2 separate regions of the Homo sapiens genome follow, and region 1 is linked to region 2. A link is an interaction called in ENCODE POLR2A ChIA-PET data of the cell type or tissue named here. Cell type or tissue: PC-9. All regions are shown on one strand. Links, peaks and the distances in the headings refer to the core of each region. The heading gives the core; the rest is flanking DNA.

Region 1 (10,005 bases), core at 568-8,567, 140 kb after region 2:
CAGGAAGATCTCCATGCACTGACTGCATCCTCTGTAAGACAGGAGTGAGGTCGGCTTACTCCAGACCTCAGTGCCCAGGATGACCATCGCCCTGATCACTCTTTGTTGATTGATCCTTGGGGAAGTCTAATGGGCATTTGCCATTCAGTGGTGGAGGGGTGGCTACCAAGGTTGTTGGGCATGAAAAGGCAAGAATGTTATGAAAATCTGAGAAACAAGAGAGGAAGAGCAACCTCTTACCCTGAGAGCAGGTAAAGATGGGGAAGGGTATGAGGTGAATGAGGTGAAGAGCAAGAGAAGAGCTGGAGCAGGTGTACCTGCCTCAAAGGATGTGAAGGACTTAAAGTGGAGCCACACAGGGGACCATGGTCAAAGGACTGGAATAGGGCCAATGGGAGGGTGTGGAGGGGGTCACACAGGTGGGTCAGACAGAGGGCAAGAGTGTCTAGAAGACTGTTTCATTCTCTCTTCCTCCATTGGTGCCTCTTTTCAAACAAGCTGCTCCAAAAAGAGGCAGTGCTCAGTCTATGAATTTAAGGACAATATTCGCTTATGGAGAAAGGAACCTTCTTCTGTTTGAATCCTCAAAATATACTCTGAGGCATATCTTCATGGGGTGCACAATTTTAAATTCAAAAACTAAGTAAATTCAACTGGGAAGTAAGAAGTATCATGCAGTTTGGATAAATTGGCAATTAAATTTTTAAATCAACATTTGTAAAGTGCTACATAATTTAAAAGAATTTTACACATAACTCACTCAGTTCTTAAAATAACTCGTAAAATCCATTTTATAGAGGTAAAACTAAAGCCTTAAAAAATTCAAATGAGGCCACAGAGCTAACAAGTGGCCATCAGAGATTTCCTAATCTTACTGTTTTATCTCCTCATGCATTATTTTTTTCACTATACCAATCAAGGGTATCAGAGGGCTATTACTTGAAGCTCATGAGGGGGTGTCAATGTATCTGTGAACAATCTGTGAACCTCCCAAAATCACATGCAGAATTTGCACAAGTGCATGTGTGATCTTTTCTGGTAATTAAGTCCATAGTTTGTGCAGATTCATTAAAGTTTTCATGGCGGCCAGGCGCGGTGGCTCACGCCTATAATCCCAGAACTTTGGGAGGCCGAGGTGGGCAGATCTCCTGAGATTGGAGTTCAAGACCAGCCTGACCAACATGGAGAAACCTCATCTCTACTAAAAATAAAAAATAAGCCGGGCATGGTGGCGCATGCCTGTAATCCCAGCTACTAGAGAGGCTGAGGCAGGAGAATCGCTTGAACCTGCCTCAAGCGAGGCAGAGGTTGCAGTGAGCCGAGATTGCGCCATTGCACTCCAGCCTGGGCAACAAGAGTGAAACTGCGTCTCAAAAAAAAAAAAAAAAAAAAAAAAAAAGATTTCATGGCATGCAGGAAATTAAACAGCACCTATAAAAGGATAAAAGGAAATGGTGTCTCCTGCCCTATATATACACCAGTGCCATGACAAACCAAAATTAAACTGTGAGACAAAGTTTAATAACTTCCAAACTAATCCCTTTATAACTACACCAATGTATTTGGCATTTGGTTGCATAAACATTCAGCTCAATTGATTCTTCATTTGTATTGGAACGTTTTGGCTCTGCATAGACACAACCTCACTCTCTCTTGTCCTCACTGTTCCCTGTGTCTCTTCCTCCCCTTCTCACACAGCCTGAGGAGGCGAGATGGTAGGCAGGCAGGGGCAGGAGATAAATTTTCTTAGGGGCCTCTTTAGAATATGATTCTCTAGCCTCTTTAACAGGTACTCTTGGTTTCCCACCCAGAACCTCAGTTTTTCCCAACATGAACATTCCTCAGTGGGGCCATGGACTTTCCAGAATTTGGCCTTATTCTCAGTCTTAGCATATCAATCTTGGTAATCTGACCAATGACAGTAATTTTATTCCCCTTGCTAGCAATTGGTTTAAGAAGGAACATGCAACTCAATTCTGGTCAATGAAATTGGAGGATAACTCTTCTGCGGATACTTCTGGGAAATGTTATTAGCTCTCAAAAGAACTATAAGAAATATAGAGTTTTCTTTTCTGCCTCTGAATGTATTTGCACACAGATATAATCACCAGAGCTCTGGCAGCCATCTTGCAGTCATGAGGGAAAACAGCTGATGTGGTGAAGATGGCCAAGCAAAAGCATAGAAAGACCCTGGCTCCTTGGTGAATTAAGCATCCCTGGAACTCGCCTCCTTTGAAACACCATATTATGTGAAATAGTTAATTCCCTCATTGTTTCAGCCACTTCAAAAGGAGTTGATAGTTGTTGGCAGAAACATTCTAATGAGTATAAGCCCATGCCATGGAATCACCTTCTGTGGAATGACTTCAAGTAAAATAATTTTGCTATTGTTTCCTTTTTCTTTTTCTTTCTTTCTTTCTTTCTTTTTTTTTTTTTTTTAGATATGGGGGTCTCAATCTGTCACCCAGGCTGGAGTGCAGTGGTGTGATCATAGCTCATTGCAGCTTTGAACTCCTGGGCTCAAGTGATCTTCCCACCTCAGCCTTCCAAGTAGCAGGCTTATACCACCATACCAGGCTTATTTTACTACTTTTTAGATAAACCCACCTTATAGAGAATGAAGAGCCAGTGTAGCCAGGTAAATGATCAAGATAGGAAGATTTCAGTTAGGTCTCACATGTTAACCTATCTAACCCCAAATGGTAAATTTCAGAAGGGATTTTTGGATAATTATTTAGGGGATTTTTAAGCTCTGATCAATGGACCTCTATAACTATGTAGGGATGCTCTACGAACCTATGAATATTTGATTCAAGTTTATTTAGAATATTGTTTTACAATTAAACATTCTTCAATTTAAAAAACGATTCACAGTTAGATGTTTTACACATCAAATGTTTACATATTGGAGACAACTATTATATTAAATTGTACTTCCAGTTTTACATGCTTCTTTGTATATAGCTCTTGCCATAATTGTTTTGTAAATGTTCATTGATTCAGAACATAGTAGCTCTGTACGGGTCCTTTCCCTATTATTATTTTTGTTATTGTTTTGGGTGTCTTTTGTCTTTGAGAGACAGGGTCTCACTTTGGCACCAGGCTGTCCTTTGTACTGCAGTGGCCCAGTCATAACTCACTGTAGCCTTAAACTCCTAGGCTCATGCCATTCTCCCATCTCAGCCTCCTGAGTAACTAGGACCACAGGCACATACCACCATGCCTGGCTAATTTTCTAAAAAAAAAATTGTAAAGATAGGGTCTCCCTATGTTGCCTAGGCTGGTCTTGAACCCCTGGCTTCGAGCGTTTCTTCAGCCTCTTATTGTTATTTTTTAATGTAGCCCTCCCTATCTCTATTTACATAAAATTATACACATGAGTATCAAACATAGCATACAGAGGCCCTATGAAATTCAACGTCAAGTAAAATATACTTTTGCTTAGCACCTTGTGTAATCATGGTACAATAATCGGTATTAAAATAACAATTGAACAAGTTTTGTGATGGAGAGATAATGTCATATTAGTCACACTTTTAGAATCTATTGCATGATTTAAATATTTCTTTTTTAAAAAAGCTAAATAAGCTCACTTTGGCAAAGTGAACCTTCTGGGTTAATTCTATATAATTGGTGAGCAAAGACTTTATTTCTAAAATATGTATTCAGTTTTCCAAGCAAAATAAATTAGTTTATTATTAAAAGGAGGGAGGTCTCAGTCCATGAGTTTGAGAACAATATTTGAGCAAACATCTGACAGAGACTGGCCATGGGGGATTGGGGATATCACTGAACATCTCATAATTGCTAACAATTGGTTGTTACTGTGTGCCCAAAGCTGTTCTAAGGCCTTACCTGTATTGAATGATTTAAACCACCCAATAATCCTATAAGGTAGGTACTATTAATGTGCCCATTTAATAGATGAGAACACCAGGACTGAGGTACTCAGCCAGCAAGTGGTAGTCCCAGGATTTAAACCCAAACTTGCCTCCAGGATCTGAACTCTTATTGACTACAGTGTATTTTCCTTTGAACAATGAAGATTTGCTTCATTGAATAACCTGTTTATTGACTCTGGATCCATGCTGGTCATTGGCCAGCTAAGGAATGAGAACAGGTCTTACATGCTATTATTGAGTCCACTTTGAAAGAAAGCCATCCAAACACTCCTCTCTCAAACTTTCTGACCTGTAATTGCAGGGCATACTAACTCTTCTATTTGCAACTACTCATATGCATGAATTAGGCTTTCTCAATAACTGTGCAACCAAAGCAAAATCAAGAAACATGCTGAATGATAAGGCTGATATAAGACTTCAACAGTCATTGGTCTCTCTTGTTTTCAAATTTTATGTATTCATTGAAGCAATCTTTTTATTTTTCTTATAGATTGACTTGGTGACAAGAAAACGTTACAAAACTAAACTTACAAAATAAATATTATGGTAATGATGTCCACATTTGTTATATGTGATAAACATAAACCTGTCCTTCCTGTTTTGGGCAATGACCTTAGAAAGGTTCTGCAGCTAGAATAAAGCACATATTAGAAAAGCACTTAGGAGCAAGTAATAGAAGTTCAGTGGCTTCAACAAATAGGGGCTTGTTTTTCTGACATAATAAGAAATCAGGAGGTAGATGATGTTGATGGCTTGACAGCTTTACAATGTCAGGGCCAGCATCTCTGTGATTCTCTCAGACTTTCCCTTATGGGCACAAGAAGGCTTATGTAGGTGCGGCCAACACATTCACCCTCCGGGCAGGAAAAGGAGCAAAGAAAACACCTGCCTTTTTTGTCCTCTCTATCAGAAAAGCAAAACTTTCACAGGAAGCTCATGCAGGCTGCTGCCTACCTCTCAGTGGCAAAAACTGTCACATAGTCACTTCAAGTGCAGGGGAGGCTGAGAAAATATTTAGCTTCCCTGAGCTTTATAAGCAAGGTGGGTGAGAGAAAATGAGGTTAGGAATGGATGCTGAGTCAGCCAGTATGCAGTATCTGCCAGGAAGAAAAACAAAGAGTTTCTTGATTACCCTGGGGAAATGCTACCCATACACCCATTTAACAACATTTGATGAATTACTTTTTATTCCCCCAACACCATAGTAGAGGCTAGGAAGTCTTGGAGGATTCATTGCAGAAGCTCTCCTGACCTGAAGACGAGCTTACTAGATGAGCTTGCTAACCAATTTTTCATAGTGCTAAGGAATCATGGGAAATTCTCAATCTCCATTTTTATATAAAACAAAAGAATTGGATTTATTTTTTTCTTTAAAAATGTGTTTATTTTTTAAAAAATCAGTTGTGTACAAAAATGTTTCGTAGTTTTTAACTCTCAAGACAAATACCCAACTCTCCACCCACAGCCCACCCTGCTTCAATGGTATTTCTGGTAACCCACCCATTTTCCCCTTCCAGGAAGTTAATAGCTCAGAATAGACCCTCCTACAGAATTTATCATCACTTACAGATTGTTTAGAATAGAAATCTAGAGAAGCTAACAAACAAGGTTCCCTATAATGGCAGTAGACTTTCAGCAGACGCCACAACAAAGCGCCATCAATTGCTGCAAGCTAAAAAATAGATATTATTTTCAATAATATTTCAGTTTCTATTGGAAAAGTTCTTAAATTACATTAAATGAATCTCTTCCCCCACCCCCAAGAAACAGTCTAGCTTTTATTATGATGTCTGTAAAAAGTAGGTAACGGCAAGCAGACAAGTATCGTTAACAGCATAGTGTAATGATTTGTATTCACTCACACCTAGAATCAAACTGACAAACTGTGCCACACCTGATTATATATAGCAGCATGGTTGAAATAACCAAACAAAAAGTGACACATTCAAAACTTCCATTTAGGTGATTGCAAGTTCATGAGGGTAGATCAGTCCAATAAAGCAGTAACAGAACAAATGGGACAAGGGAGATTCTAACACTCCCTTACCCCTATGCCACAAGATCTTTGATCTATATTGCAGCAGTGTCAATAGAACATGTGACACAATATGTAGACACTGAAGAAAAGTCACAATTGGGAATAAAGGCTATTTATCAGTAAATACTTCAAGTTACCTTCTTCCCAGTGATAGCAACTGGCTGATGGTAAGCATTTATTTTAAATTGGTACTAAAAGAATAGAACTGGATTGCTAAGTACACTTCAAATTCTGGAGCTCCCTGGCTCTGTATAAATAATAATTTTTAAAGGTATTCTCTGTCCCCGCTTCAACATCACTGTCAGTGTTGTTGTCAGCAGCATGTAATAACCCATATTTTCCTAGCAGCTTAAGCAGCCTTTGCATTAATTTGATATGATGGGGGCAACTAGAATGTTGCATGGAAATTATATTTTAAAGGGAAGCAGCATTACAAGCTGAAGAAGCAAGGACAGACAGTAGAAGCTTAGAAAAGGAAGGACAAAGTCAACATAAATAAAAGTAAGAATTGAGAACTTGAAGCTAGCATTAATAGGCAACTCATTGCCATGAATTTTTGTCCTATGATTCTACCACTTGTCAAACCCCCTTTCAGGAACAAGTGGCATGCCTATTTCTGAAGGTAGTTGCTCATCGTATAATCTCAGGTGCTCACCCTGAGTGACCATGTAATACCACAGTCCTTCACACATTCAAGAAATCTTCAGTGAGCACCTGTTATATTCCAAGCACTGCAGCAGGTGCTTGGGACATAAACACAAAATAAGCCTTGGTCACTTACCTTGGGATGCTTATGTCTACTGAGAAAGATGGGCACTTTGACCAAAATTAAAATTCAGTGGGACAAGTTACTGCTATAGAACTGTGAACCCAGTGTAGTGGAAATAGTGAAGATAGGCATCAGTCCTGCCTGATGCAGGTAAGGGGGCAAGGAGTGAATGGGCGCTGAAGGAACAGGAAGAGTCTTCACAGGCAGAGGAAAGGTAACTTTTAGGTGGTACCACAAGGGCAAAGGCATGGACATACATTTAGAAAGTTGCATGACATTCTGTGCGTCTTCCAGAACATAGTGCACCTGGGAGAAGTGGTGAGAGAAGAACCTAGAGAGTTTAACTCATTTGAAAGTGTTTTGAGTGTCTTGCACACAAAAGGTAGGCCCAGAAAATGAAGGCAAAACTGCACTGGATATTGGTTTTTGTTGTCTTGTTTTTGCCGCCGTTATTTCTACCATCCCTGCCCTTTATCACTGGGGCTAGAAGCCTGGGAGCTACTCGCCCCACACTCCTTTACCTTCACATTACTATGATCATCCAGCCAATGAGATGCACTTGCTTACAATTTGGAGATGGGAGGGAGTCAGAAGCAAGCTATACGACTCTCTTTTTCTCTCTGGTAGTGGCTTGTAGATACTTGGGCACTCTCAGAAATGATTTATAAAATCCTCAAGGCAGCCAGCCCTCTCACCTACCCTGTTCACTGCTGTAGGACAGCTGTGACTATCAGTGTCAGTTTCCTGACCTGGATGGCAACAGCAACTTCTTGATGTGAAAGGCAACAACTGCAATGGTGAACCTAAAATCTAGCAGCAGCCTCCCCTGACTTTCACCACTCCACACTCCCAGCCAGTTTGTAAGCACCTAATCTCATCTATTACATCTCTTTGCTTGAAATACCAAGAGCAGTTTCTTTTTTCCTGACTGGACGTTCACTGATACTACATCAATAAAAATGAAGAGAGGAACCTAAACCATCCTTATTTGCAGTCAACATAATTGTCTACCTAGAAAATCTAAGCAAATGTACAATAAGCTTTAGAACTACAAGAAAATTCATCGAGGTGGCTGGATACAAGACTAACTTACAAAAATCCAGTTGTACAAGTCACAGGTCTGGATGTCATCCTTGGTTCTTTCCTCTCTCTCATCTCCCACATCTAATCAATCATCAAGTCCTGTTGATTATTCCTATTCAATATTTCTAAAATGCATCAACATCCCCCTGCCACCACCCTAATCCAGATCGCCATCATTTCTCCCTGTACTACCATAACAGCCCCCTCACTGGTCTTCCCCAATGCAGTTCTAGCTTCTTGCATTCCCTACAGCAAAGCCAGAACGGTCTTTCTGAAACAGTAACCTAATCCAGGCATTGTCCTGCTTCGAAGGCTCCTTGTTGCTCTCAGGAATAATTCCAAACTCCTAAACATGGTTTACAAAGCCCTTCACAATCTGTCCCTTGCCTACTTTTTAGCTTGCTTTCTTTCTCTTCCTTCTCTTTCTTTCTTTCTTCTTTCTTTCTCTTTTTTTCTTTATCTTTCTCTCTCTCTGTTTCTTTCTTTTTTCTTTCTTGCTTCTTTCTTTTCTTTCTTCTTTCTTTCTTTATTCCTTTCCTTTCCTCCTTCTTTCTTTCTTTCTCTTTTTCTTTCTTTCTTTTTTTTTTTGGATACAGGGTCTCACTCTGTCACATATGCTGGAGTGCAGTGGTGCTATCACGGCTCACTGCAACCTCAACCTCCTGGACTCAAGGAATCCTCCCACCTTAGCCTCCCGAGTAGCTGGGACTACAGACCTGTACCATCATACCCAGCTAATTTTGTAGCTTTTGCAGAGAAAGATTTCGCCATGTTGCCCAGGCTGGTCTTGAACTCCTGGAGTCAAGCAATTCACCTGCCATGGCTTCCCAAAGTGCTGAGATTACAAGTGTGTACCACTGTGCCTGGGCTAGCTTTATTTCTTGCTAAACCACACTTCTCGTCTGAGAGCTCCAGCCATATTGTAATTCTCTCACATTCTCAAATAAGACTTTTCATAACTAGTTATCCCCATCTGAAACCCTTTTCTTCTCCTTAGCTCCTCCCTGCCCCTTTAGCTCCTAATCAGCTTTCAAGCTTGGGATTGGCCCTCACTTCCTCTGATCTCCTAAGCTAGATCAGAAGCCATGCCAATGCTCTCCTAACTCCTCATGGCCAACCCAGTCATAGCACTTACCACACTTTATTGTTATTGCTTGTTTAATTGTTGTTCTCCATCAGCCAGTTGTAAGCACCACAAAGGCTGAGAGTGTGTGCATCACTGTACTTTTAGTGCTGATACATGACAGATGCCTATTAAATGTGTACTAAACATAAACTCCTACTATAGGCCCTTCTCAGATGTTGGGCTGAGGGATAAGAGGATGAGGGAAATGGCAGGTGAAGGCAAAGATAACCAAGGCTCTATTGATGGGTTATTGTCCTGCAAAATCTCCCACAGAAGGCCACAGTGAAGTTCATTTACATCTCAGAAAACTCTGAATGTGTTATCTCTAACTTCACACCAAAAGATTCCTAGGTAGCCAATGTGATACAGAGAAAATATAGGGAGATTGAGAATACAAATAACAACCACTCAGTGAGCAACGGCAAAGTATCAGGTATGCTTTGGGTGATGAAGGTGTTCTTGAGTGACGAACACACAGTTGTCTTTGAATCTTCCCAGTATCTTTATAAGGTATGAAGTATTATTATTAGCCTTAGTTACCAATGAGGAACATGAGTCTTAAAGAAGGTAAATAACTTTCTCAGAGCCATCAATTGGTAAGTGACAACTAGGATTTGAACCCAGAGCTGTTATTTTTCATACACTACCCCAAAACCTGGGTTTAAAACGAGTGTATTTATGTGAGAGAAAGATTTTATAGTTGCTATGATTCCATTCATATAAATGGGGTCATACTACACATATCCACGCAACAAATACTTTTGAGCCATCCCATGTGCCCAGGACTGCTCTGGGCACTGAGAATACAACAGGGAATAAAATAGACTAAATGTTCTGAAATTTCCTTTATTCACTTTCAATGTATTGTTTAGAGTTATCCATGTCAGTACCATAATATCTTTTTCATTCTTTTTGACCACTGAATCATAGTTAATAGATCAGGAGAAACATCATTTATTAAATTTTTCTCTTATTGAAGATCATTTAGGTTATTTCTATTTTTTAATAAATTAAGCAATACTTAAGTAAACGTCCTTGCATGCACGTGTGTGTGTGCATGCACACATTTCAATTAGGTCAAATTTCT
Region 2 (10,005 bases), core at 592-8,591:
ACCCCATCTCTACTAAAAATACAAAAATTATCTGGGCATGGTGGCGGATGCCTGTAATTCCAGCTATCCAGGAGGCTGAGGCAGGAGAATCGCTTTAACCCGGGAGGCGGAGGTTGCAGTGAGCTGAGATTGCACCATTGCACTCTAGCCTGGGTGATAGAGCAAGACTCTGTCTCAAAATAATAATAATAAAATAAAATTTTGATAGGTAATGACTAATTGCCCTTCACAAATGTTCTGATTTGTCTTCCCAGCAACATTCTCATATCCTGACACCAGATAGTAAGAATTTTAAATTGCTGATTTGATGGGCAAAGATTTTCAATTTGTCTATATTTGCGTATTTTTGATTTCTGATGAGCAATCTACAGATATTTGAATTATTCTCCTATAAGTAGTATGTCAACTTTCTGGCTACTTTCCAAAGTTTTGTTCATCCTAGTTTCTAGCATTTGGATTACAGCATGACTGGGCATAATTTTTTGGGTTTATCCTGTTTGTAGCTCACTGAGCTTCTTGAATCCATAGGTTTATGTCTTTTGCCAGATTTGGGAAGTTTTTAGCCATGATTTTTCCAGTATTTTTCCTCTGCTCTGGGACCCTAATGACACAACTGTTCGAGATTTTGATATTGATTCACTCACTGGTCCCTGAGGATTTGTTCATTTTTTTTCCCCCAATTCTATTTTTCTTTGTTGTTTATATTGGATAATTTCTACTGGTTAATCTAGTAAGTTTAAAAATTTTAGGTTTTATGTTTTTAGTTCTAAAATGTACATTTGGATCTTCTTTATACCTTCTGCTTCTCTACTGAGACTTTCTATCTTTCCATTAATCTCAAGAGTCCTCTTCCTTACTTCTTAGATTTTTTTTATAATAGCCCCTTTAAAGTCTGTCAGAAAATTCCCACATCTGCATCACCTCAGCATTGGCATCTGTTGGTTGTCTTTTTTCATGTGGGTTGAGATTTGATGGTTCATTTTATTTTGAGGGCTGTAGGCAGAATAAAGTCTCATCAAAGATGTCCATGTCTTACTTCCTCAAACCTGTGAATATGCTATGTTACATGACATAAAGGATTTCAGGTTGCAACGCATTAAGGTTGCAAATGCAATTATGGTTGCTTGTCTACCGACCTTGAGGAGAGGAGAGTATACTGGATTATCCAGGTAGGCCAAATATAATCACAAGCATCCTTAAACGCAGAAAACATTTCCTGGCTGTGTTTAGAAAGGGTTGTGACAGCAGAAGAAAGATCAGAGAGATGTTACATTGCTGACTTTGAAGACGAAGAAAGGGGTCCATAAGCCAAGGAATGTGGGCAGCCCCTAGAAGCAGAAAAGGGAAGGGACAGATTCTCCCTGAGTGCCTCCAGAGGGAACCTGCCCTGCTGACACCTGAACTTAGTCCAGTGAGACTGATTTTGGACTTTCGACCAGCAGAACTTTAACATTTAAAACGCTGTGTTGTTTGAAGCCACTAACTGGCTTAAAACGTAAACGACCACTAAGTTTGTGGTCATTTGTTTCAGCAATAGAAAACTAACGTGCCGAGTAACTTTGCATTGTATCCTGGCTGTTATGTTATGAGACTATTGGTTTTGTTTATGTACTTTGTGACTATTGATATTAATGTTTTAACAAGCAATTCAACCTAGGTGGATTCAGGTGGAACATTTTGCCAGCCTTCTGTGGGTTGTAGTTCAATGTCAATTCTGTTGTTCAAGCCTTTGTAGCTACTCAGATCTTTCTCCTGTTTTTGCCAAAGTCATTCCTCATAGCCTTTGGTGTGCTGTTTAGGATCAGATCGACACATACCCAGTACAGGATTGAGCCCAGGAGTTTATAAACAACTGTATGTGGCCACTTTCCTGAGTTATTCCCTTTTTGGGTTCTCGCTAGTACCTTTCAGTTCTCTGTGGCTCCTCTTTAATATCCTCTGGCCAGGAAGCCAGTGCTCTGTTTACCCTGCTGGGCTGCATGCTTCCTATGAACGTGGCCACATTTGGGCCAAGTAGTACGAGAACAAAGAGAGAGGGAAAAGAAAGGAATGGGGGTTCCCCATCCCCTTGACACCAGAGCTCCTCCAATCAGAGTGGAACGGTTCTCTGTGGGACCCCACCACTGCTGCTGTCACTGCCACTGCTGTGGGTGCCACAGGATTGCCTGGGGTGGAGTGTGAAAGAATGAAGAAGAGAAAGAAAAGACGGAAAGATGGGATTTCCCCCACACTCACTCAGCATTACCTGCACCTTGAGCCAGAACAAGATGGCACCCTTTCTATCCACACCTGGTGCTCACTTCTGAATTTTGGGCTACCGCAAACCCAGGCTAGGGGCTACGGAGCAGAAAGGGAACACTCACTGTTGATTCACTGACAGTTTGAGTTCTGGTCTTCTTTCTTAATCCATCTGCTACCATTTACTTTTCAGAGTCCTCAGATAGGCACGCCATGTGTTCTGTTCAGATTTTATTGTTGCAATGAGGGTGGAATGTGCTTGCCCCTGCCTCTCCTCTTAGTGGCTGCTAACACATTTTCCCTTAGGGGTTCTGTTCTATCAGGGCAGGCTGTGTCATGGCCTCACCACAGCTCCCTCTTTTCTTGCTGCCCTTAAATGAACTTAAACAGGCCACAGCCCAACATAAATCAATCGTGACAGAGCAGCACTCTTTATCAGTGCCACTTACCTGTTCCTGCCTACCTTGTGTTCTAGGACTTTTATTGGAAAAGCCACATAGAGGTCAAACTCTGTCTAGCTATCCGTCTATAAAGAAATCCAGACAGCGTAATGCAGCATTTTATGAACAACAAGTGGATCTTCTGGGAATGACAGAATCCTCCCTACGAATTAGAAGCATGGAAGGATTCGTTACACTTTAACATGTAAGCATGTTACCTACAACAAACTGTTGCCTTTCTAATATAAACTAGTTCCTCCTCACTGAAGAGTGGTGGAAATCTTTTGATGGTGTGGCTAAGAGAATGGAGTTTGCTCAGGTGTGAGCTTGTCCTCTTGTTCACGTCTCCGTGTGTGCCTGAACTTTGAGAAAGCGTTCTTATACGAGGAGGTTCCTTATTGTTTTTTGGGAACGCTGTAAGTCACTGCTCATGTTCAAAGTCCATCTATTGTATTGCAAGGACAGCTTTTCATCTTTTCCTTTATACTCTCAGAAGTGCTGATCCTTATTTTACATATTTTTCCCTTAATGTTTTTCCCTGTTTGCTTAATATTGCTGCTTGGTTTCCTAACCTGAGCAGTGTGTTGTCTGACCATCTGCCTCTGTTTTCTGCCCTTTTGTTTATGATTGGTCTATGCCAAAAATAATGGGTTTTTAAACTCCTTTTATTAAGAAAAACAGATAACCCTCATTGGGCAGAGAAAAAGGAGGCCAGGATGCTTCTGTGCTACCAGTAAACATTCCTGCTTAATTATTTCTTACCCAATTGTCATGTAGGCCAGTGCTTATCAAACATTAATATGCATATGGAATCATCTGAGGATTTTATTAAAATGCACTCTGATTTAGTTAGTCTGGGTTGGGAACTGAAGGTCTGCATTTCAGATACACTCACCCGTGATATTGATGCTGCTAAGCCTGCTGTCAGCACATTCAGGAGCTAGGACAGAGGCTATACAAGAGCATTTATCATTTGTATTTTAAGAGCTTTACTGATAGTGGCAGTGGTTTAAAAGAGAATACAAAAAACAAACCTGGGAATGTTACGTTGTTTAAGAAATGTTACTAAGCTCTTCTGATCATTGTCTCAGGTTGGTTCCCTGGGAAGCTTACTCTGAGATGGAGATTAGCACGTGGGGACGTATTAGGTAGAGTTCTTCTCTGTGAAAGAGGCAGAGGAAGCCGTGGAACTGTGATGCAGTCTCTGAAGGAGGGATGCCGCCTTAGAGTTTTCCTGAGCTCAGGGGAAGAGGGCTGAGCCTTTATAACAAACTCTGCCCAGTCATTGGATGCAGGCTGCCCCAGGAAGGGGCTGTGACCTTGAGCAAGGGGACTCTCATCACTGAGGCACTTCCTGTCCAGAGCAGGCAGCTACGACTGTTAGTAACAGGGCTTTCAGTACCAGAGGGACCATGTGGTGAAACATCCTGGCACACACGCAGTGTGGACCCCGGTCTTTCCTCTAGCAGATGAGCTAGTTTGAGCCCTCCTCTTCATTCTTATGCTGAAATTAACACCCTCAAACATAATTCCTTCTCACTACCTGGGCCTGAAAAGCCAACTGCAGTTGTCAACTAGCGTCAGTTCAAGCCCCTTGGTGGATACATTTTTTAAAATTTCTAGGCTAGATTTTTCAACATTGGGAAGATTCCTTTTAACATTTCTTCATAGCTTCCTTCTAAATCAGAGGTTCTGATGGTCATAAGAAAATCTCTATCTGAGACTGAGGGAGTGATTTGAAGCCTAAAAAGAAATGGTCTCTCTTCCTTGCAGAGAACAAAGGCCTTGAGTTATACATAGGCTGAATTAAAAAGAGAAGCGTTAGGACTGAAAAAGTCCATTTGTAGAGGAGTGAGGACAGAAAGAGCATAGGACAGGCTGTTTAATGATTTAAACTTATGCCTTATTGCATAATGTGAACTTTAACCTCTGCTAAGTATAGTTTGTGCCCTGAGAATCCTTCACACTTTAGTAAAAATAGTTGCACACTTGAATGGTGCCTGTGTGTGATGACTGCAGGGAAAAGGGCTGGGAGGTGCTGGGAGAGGAAGGAAGAGAAGCCAGGAACCCCTGGGGCAGGGTATCTTGAGTCATCTTGCCATTTAAATGCTCTAGGCAGCAATGGAGGGAGTTGTCCAACAGAAACAGCAGCAGGAGGCAGCTGGAGGCAGCTGGATGGTGGCCTGGAAGTTCCCTAGGCAACTGTGTAATGAAGCTGTGGGCTGCACCAAAGTACACCACTGCCTCCATACACCTTGCTTCTGTTGGTACCTCCTACTGGAGCTGAACTGTGACATGTAGGGGACAAAGCTTCCTGCGCAAGGTAGATTCTTGCAGCCCGAACATTGGGAAATCTAGTCCTCCAGTGTGAGAAATGTAGTCATTGAAGAGTGTGGGTCATGGAAAAGAGCCAGATACCAGGGAGCGGGAGCTCACTCAGGGCCTGGGCAGGAGCTCTACACAAAGGAAAGCACAAGAGCAGAGGGCCACACATGCCCTACAGTGGACTGGAGACCCCCTTGACTGGGAGGGATCCCTGTGTCACCACTGGACACAGACTGATGCCCGAGATCAGGGCCAGGGTTGGGAATTCTGAGTTCAACTCCGATGCATGGGCTAAAGAAAATACAAGAGGAATAAAGAAAAAGCAAATCTGGTTTTGCTTTTTTCACTGGGGTGACTGTAGGCACCAAAGGCATCAATTGTTGCTATTTACTTACTCCAGCTCCATGCCCTGATCCCTGTGGCACCAGAATTTTCCATATGCTTTCTGTACAGAGATGAGAATGGAAATGGTATCTGATGCCCCTGGGAAGGACTGTGTTGACTTATTTGTGCAATCATCTGAGGCATTTTATGAGGGCTAGGTTGTCAGAGAATCATGTCATGCAGGTAGAAGTAACGCAAGGTATGTCTGACAGAGAGCAGAGATGTCTCTGCCAGCCTTCACCCTATTCCCTAAGAGATTCTTCTGATGGCTTGATGCACATAGGAAAAACTTTATACAAATGAAGGCACACAGAAACTTCTCAACCGAACAAAATGATGCAAAACATTGAACAGATAGAACCACATCCTGGGGGATTATGGGTGCCCAGCCATTGATTTACATGAATATTTATTCCAGCAAGAAGGGAGAGAGCAGAAGCCAGGAAGGATTCAGTTGTATGGATCCTGTACTAAACACTTTTTCACAAATACCATAATTATCTTTCCTTTTATTCTTCCTTCACTAGATGACTTCAGGCTACTTCTTTGCTATTGCCACCTAAATGTAGGAAGAAGAGTTAAACTTATTGAGAAACTGCTATATACTTCATATGCTAATCTACAATAACCCAATGGGATAAAAAAATTTTTTAAAAACACATGAAGGAAACTCAGAGAGAATAGGTGTATGTGTCAGGGTTGGGGATTTTAAGCCCAGTTCTGATACCAAAACCTTGCTCTTATCAAACCCAGTTCTGATACCAAAACCTTGCTTTTATCAAACCCAGTTCTGATACCTAAACCTTGAGATAAGGTGATTCTCAACCCTATCTGCCTATGCACATCACCAAAGGAAGCTTGGAAAACACCAGTGCTCTGGACCCACCCCAGGCCAAATAAATAAAAAACTCTGGCTATGTAGGTTGGCACTGTACTGTAAAAATACCTCTCTGAATGATTCTAATGGATCCAGGCTTGAGAATCACGAGGCTCACTATACTTCCTCCTTCCCATTACCGGCAGGAGAAGCCCTGTGTTCCAGCCATCTGCACACTCTTTGGCTTTTCAGAAACATCCCAATCCTTCCAGCTTGTCCACAGAGCCCCAACAAATGAAAGACACATTTGAAGGTCTAAAGGTCATTCTCTTTATAACAAATGTGTGCAAGACATAACTGATGCAGGCATTCTTGTTAGCGGCATATAAATGAGTCTGATGAACACAATTTGAATTGCGCTGGAAGCAAAACAGCAGCTCTGAGAGATGTTTACTAATTGTTCTGCATTTGTTACATGATGTAGTAGGAAAAGCACTGCATTTGGAGCCATAAACACAAGATTCTTGTTTCTGTCTGCCTGCTAGCTAGCTTTAGTGTATGAAGAAAATTTCTTTACCCACCTGGACCTCAATTCGCTTACTTGTAGAATGTGGGTGTAGGATTTGAGGATATCTGAAATTACTTCCACCATCTGCCATGTGGATCAGGACATCACTGCTGTCTCAAAACCTTACAATATTCATCTAGAAGAAGGCTGTGTCATCTAGTCAGTGAGAGTTTACCTTAAATTTTTAAATCTTTTTATGTAAGCAAAAGTTATGAAATCACAAAAAGCTGTTTTCCCAAATAAAAATTAGGCCAAGATCTCTCTGTCTCTCTTAATACCCTTTAAAGAACAGTCTGAGGTAATTTAGAGAGTCTAATACTTATGCTTAAATGTTCATTACAGGTTTCTTCAGTGACATGTGCGACCTTGACTTTTAATTATTCAAGAGTGGCAAGTATGGAACCTAAAGTGGATTGTTGACACAAGATGCCTGGAAATAAGGTAACCCTTCTCTCTTTTTCTCAAAGTAGTTTTTGATGGAAGTATTAAAGATGCATTCGTTCTAGAGAAGATTAATTTAGCCCAGTGGTAATTCTGAAATTTAGGCATTATTCATATTTGCTGACAATGAATATTAGAGGAAGTCCAAGGACATAGCCCAGTGAGGCTTTTACTAGCTTAGGGCTTGTACAATGCAGATGCCCAGAGACCCAATGGTAGGCCTGTCCTGGAATGGGAACTGCCAATTTCCTAAAGGGCTGATTTGCAGCCTTCTACCAACGCCTTTCTAAGGCACCACGGAGCAGTAGATGTGCTCTGACAAATCGGCTGAAGCGTGCAAGGCTCTGCTGAGAAGTCGGCCACTTAATTGTAGGTGCAAATGGGAGCTGGGAGTAGACACTTAGTGATATTGATTAATTCTGTGTTTCCAAACTGAGCTCAAAGGTGTCCAGGGTCTTGCAAGATGTCCCAGAGGAGGACTCAGAAGGAGCAGGAGATGCTGAGCAGGGAAGGTCACTAGAACCGCCTTCTGATGCAGCCTGAGAGGCTGTAATTTTCTGCATTGCACCTCTCTAGGTTTTCTTGGGGAAAATGTCCTTTGGCAAACAAATAAAACCTTGACTTGAACTTCATTGGAAATTGCTCTTTCTTAAAAGCTATTCTCCAGAATTCTATCCTTAGGTCTTCTCTCACACTACATCAGCAAGCACTTTTCCTTCTAACACCCTATGACCTGTTGGTGATGTTTCCTTGTATTGCTTCTACTAAACAACTCTTCCAACCCCATGGAAGTGCATTCTCACCTGACTCAGCCAAGAAATATTTAACCAGCATCTACTCCTGAGGAGAGCAACACCTTTTTCACTTCCATAAGCAGGACCTACAGGACCTCATAAAAGGAATCCTCCCCTCTGTGAAGATTTATATTTTTTAAATAGCACAAGTTAAAGAAGAGTTTCTTACCATTTGCCTGGGCCCTGAAGTTCAGCCTTTGATTGGCAGATGGGTGATCATGCTCACCCAAGTCACTTCAGGGGCCAGCAATGAGCTTGGAGGGGCAGGATTCAGCTTGAACTCCTATCCCACTCCCTCCCACCCTCTCCAGAGCTCACAGGCCAGTTAGGCTTTTCTCTCCCTTCTTTTTTAATGGGACACTACCTTGGGAGATGGCCTGTATAGGTCCAGAGTGAAAGGCTTCACATTCCAAGGAGTAATCACAAACTGGAACAAATCCCTCTAGAAAGTTCACAGGTGCAGACTGTGAGAATAGTATGTTCCAGTCTGAGGTACTTACGAGCCTGAATACCACGGCTCCCAGCTGGCACAGGTGTTTACCGAGAGCTGGACAACCCATTTTTGTCTTGAGGCAGGCTTTTTGCCCCATTAACAGTTCTGTTTCAACAGTCTGGTGGTTTTAGATTCACTTCTCCCCTCCCCACACCGCTTAGCCATAATAAAGATAGGCTATGGAGATCAGATTTCTCTTTGTACACTGTGTTTTCATTCCTTCTGATTAAACATTTCCTGTGTTTTCCTAGCCTGTGACAATCCTGTCAAAGCCTCGGTCCGGTTCTCAAGCCTCCAGCCCTTAGCCCCAATTCTTGTGAAATCAGGATAGGGGCTACGTTCTCTCAAGGCTTAGGGCCCAGGTTTTCTTCCTAAGAAAACATCTTTGAAGATAACAACGGATTGTTAATTACTTGGAGATCCCCAGGCCCAGATGCAGGTGTGCCTCATCTTTTGCATGATATACTCCCTGAAATGAGAAAGTATTTTCATGCATGAGTGCATAAATTCATTCTTTAAGGGGAGGAAAAAAACTACTTTTGAAATTGCTCCCTAATTAATCTGTAGGTTTGGATTTTTATAAACATTGAGTTTCCTTCTGGTCTAATCGTGACGCCCCCAACTCACCACCCCTGAAGGCAGAGCATTTCCTTCTCCCTGTGAATGCCCCCATTGCTCCTCTCTTGTCCTGTCCCACAGAGAATGAGCCCAGACTCCCTTCTACTTTTCTGCCATTGTTTGTCTTACTCTACCCCGGGCTCACACAGCCTGCTTCTGAATGGTGCCCTTGTGGGTGAGATGCTTCTGAAGCCTGTGGCAGGAACAGCGAGTGCCCTGGGGCTGCCTGGTGTGGGATCCTGCTTGTTTGTGGTGGTTTGGCCAAACACAGATGATAGCCTTGGCAGTATGAACAGGATCCATGTCAGTGCCATGTCAGTGTCTTGTTTATCCTAAGGAAGAGGAAAGTGGACAGCATTTAGTTTTTGATGACTTGTGGCGGATGATGTCTTTCTTCCTGTGGATTATTTCTGAGCTATGATAAATCTTGGGATCTCACTCATGCAAAAATTAATGAAGAGACTCTCTCTACAAGATGAGCAATCGGGGTAATTGCTTTGGGACTCCCTCATCTAGGAACTGTGGCAACTGAGGAATTTGGAGGGGCAGTGCTGGGGATCACACTCACCCCCAATTATTACCGGCAAGCATATTCCTGTCTATGGCCTATTAGTGATGTTTCCTTGCATTGCTTCTACCACCTAAGTGTTGTGTTGGATTTTGTGAGTACCACTGACCAAGGCTGACCTTGATGTCCATTTAAACCAGAATTCACTGTGTGTAGATATTATCAGACTGGTAAACAGGGGGACCTGCCCTCTGTCATGAACCTTGACTTCAACTCCATTGGAAATTGCTCTTAAACGTTGTCCTCCAGAGTTCTGTCCTTAAGGCGTCTCTCGTACTACATCCTCCATGGGCGATTTCATCTATTCCTGTGGATGTAA

The links. ChIA-PET counts read pairs that join two places held together with the same protein. Peaks named below come from ENCODE experiments on the same cell type or tissue, not always from the same donor. Only the 100,000 strongest peaks of a DNase experiment are listed, where the experiment ranks them.
Region 1: POLR2A ChIA-PET joins it to region 2 with 10 read pairs; 3 of 35 experiments call an interaction of 5 or more read pairs at or near these places.

The regions. Positions count from the first base shown.
Region 1 is chr1:116,189,773-116,199,777 of GRCh38, reverse strand. No RefSeq gene overlaps it. Among named protein-coding and RNA genes, the nearest start is that of MAB21L3, 83 kb to the right of the region's middle. In PC-9, for the core only: no CTCF peak of the experiment used is centred there; DNase peaks (open chromatin) are centred at 4,107, 4,507 and 4,967; H3K4me3 peaks cover 519 bases; H3K27ac peaks cover 1,265 bases.
Region 2 is chr1:116,329,056-116,339,060 of GRCh38, reverse strand. It overlaps LOC105378920 (a long non-coding RNA gene), which reads left to right and starts at 2,743. Exons shown (of 5, transcript XR_001738197.2): 1 at 2,743-2,883; 2 at 7,115-7,213. In PC-9, for the core only: no CTCF peak of the experiment used is centred there; DNase peaks (open chromatin) are centred at 4,760 and 8,020; H3K4me3 peaks cover 900 bases; H3K27ac peaks cover 3,079 bases.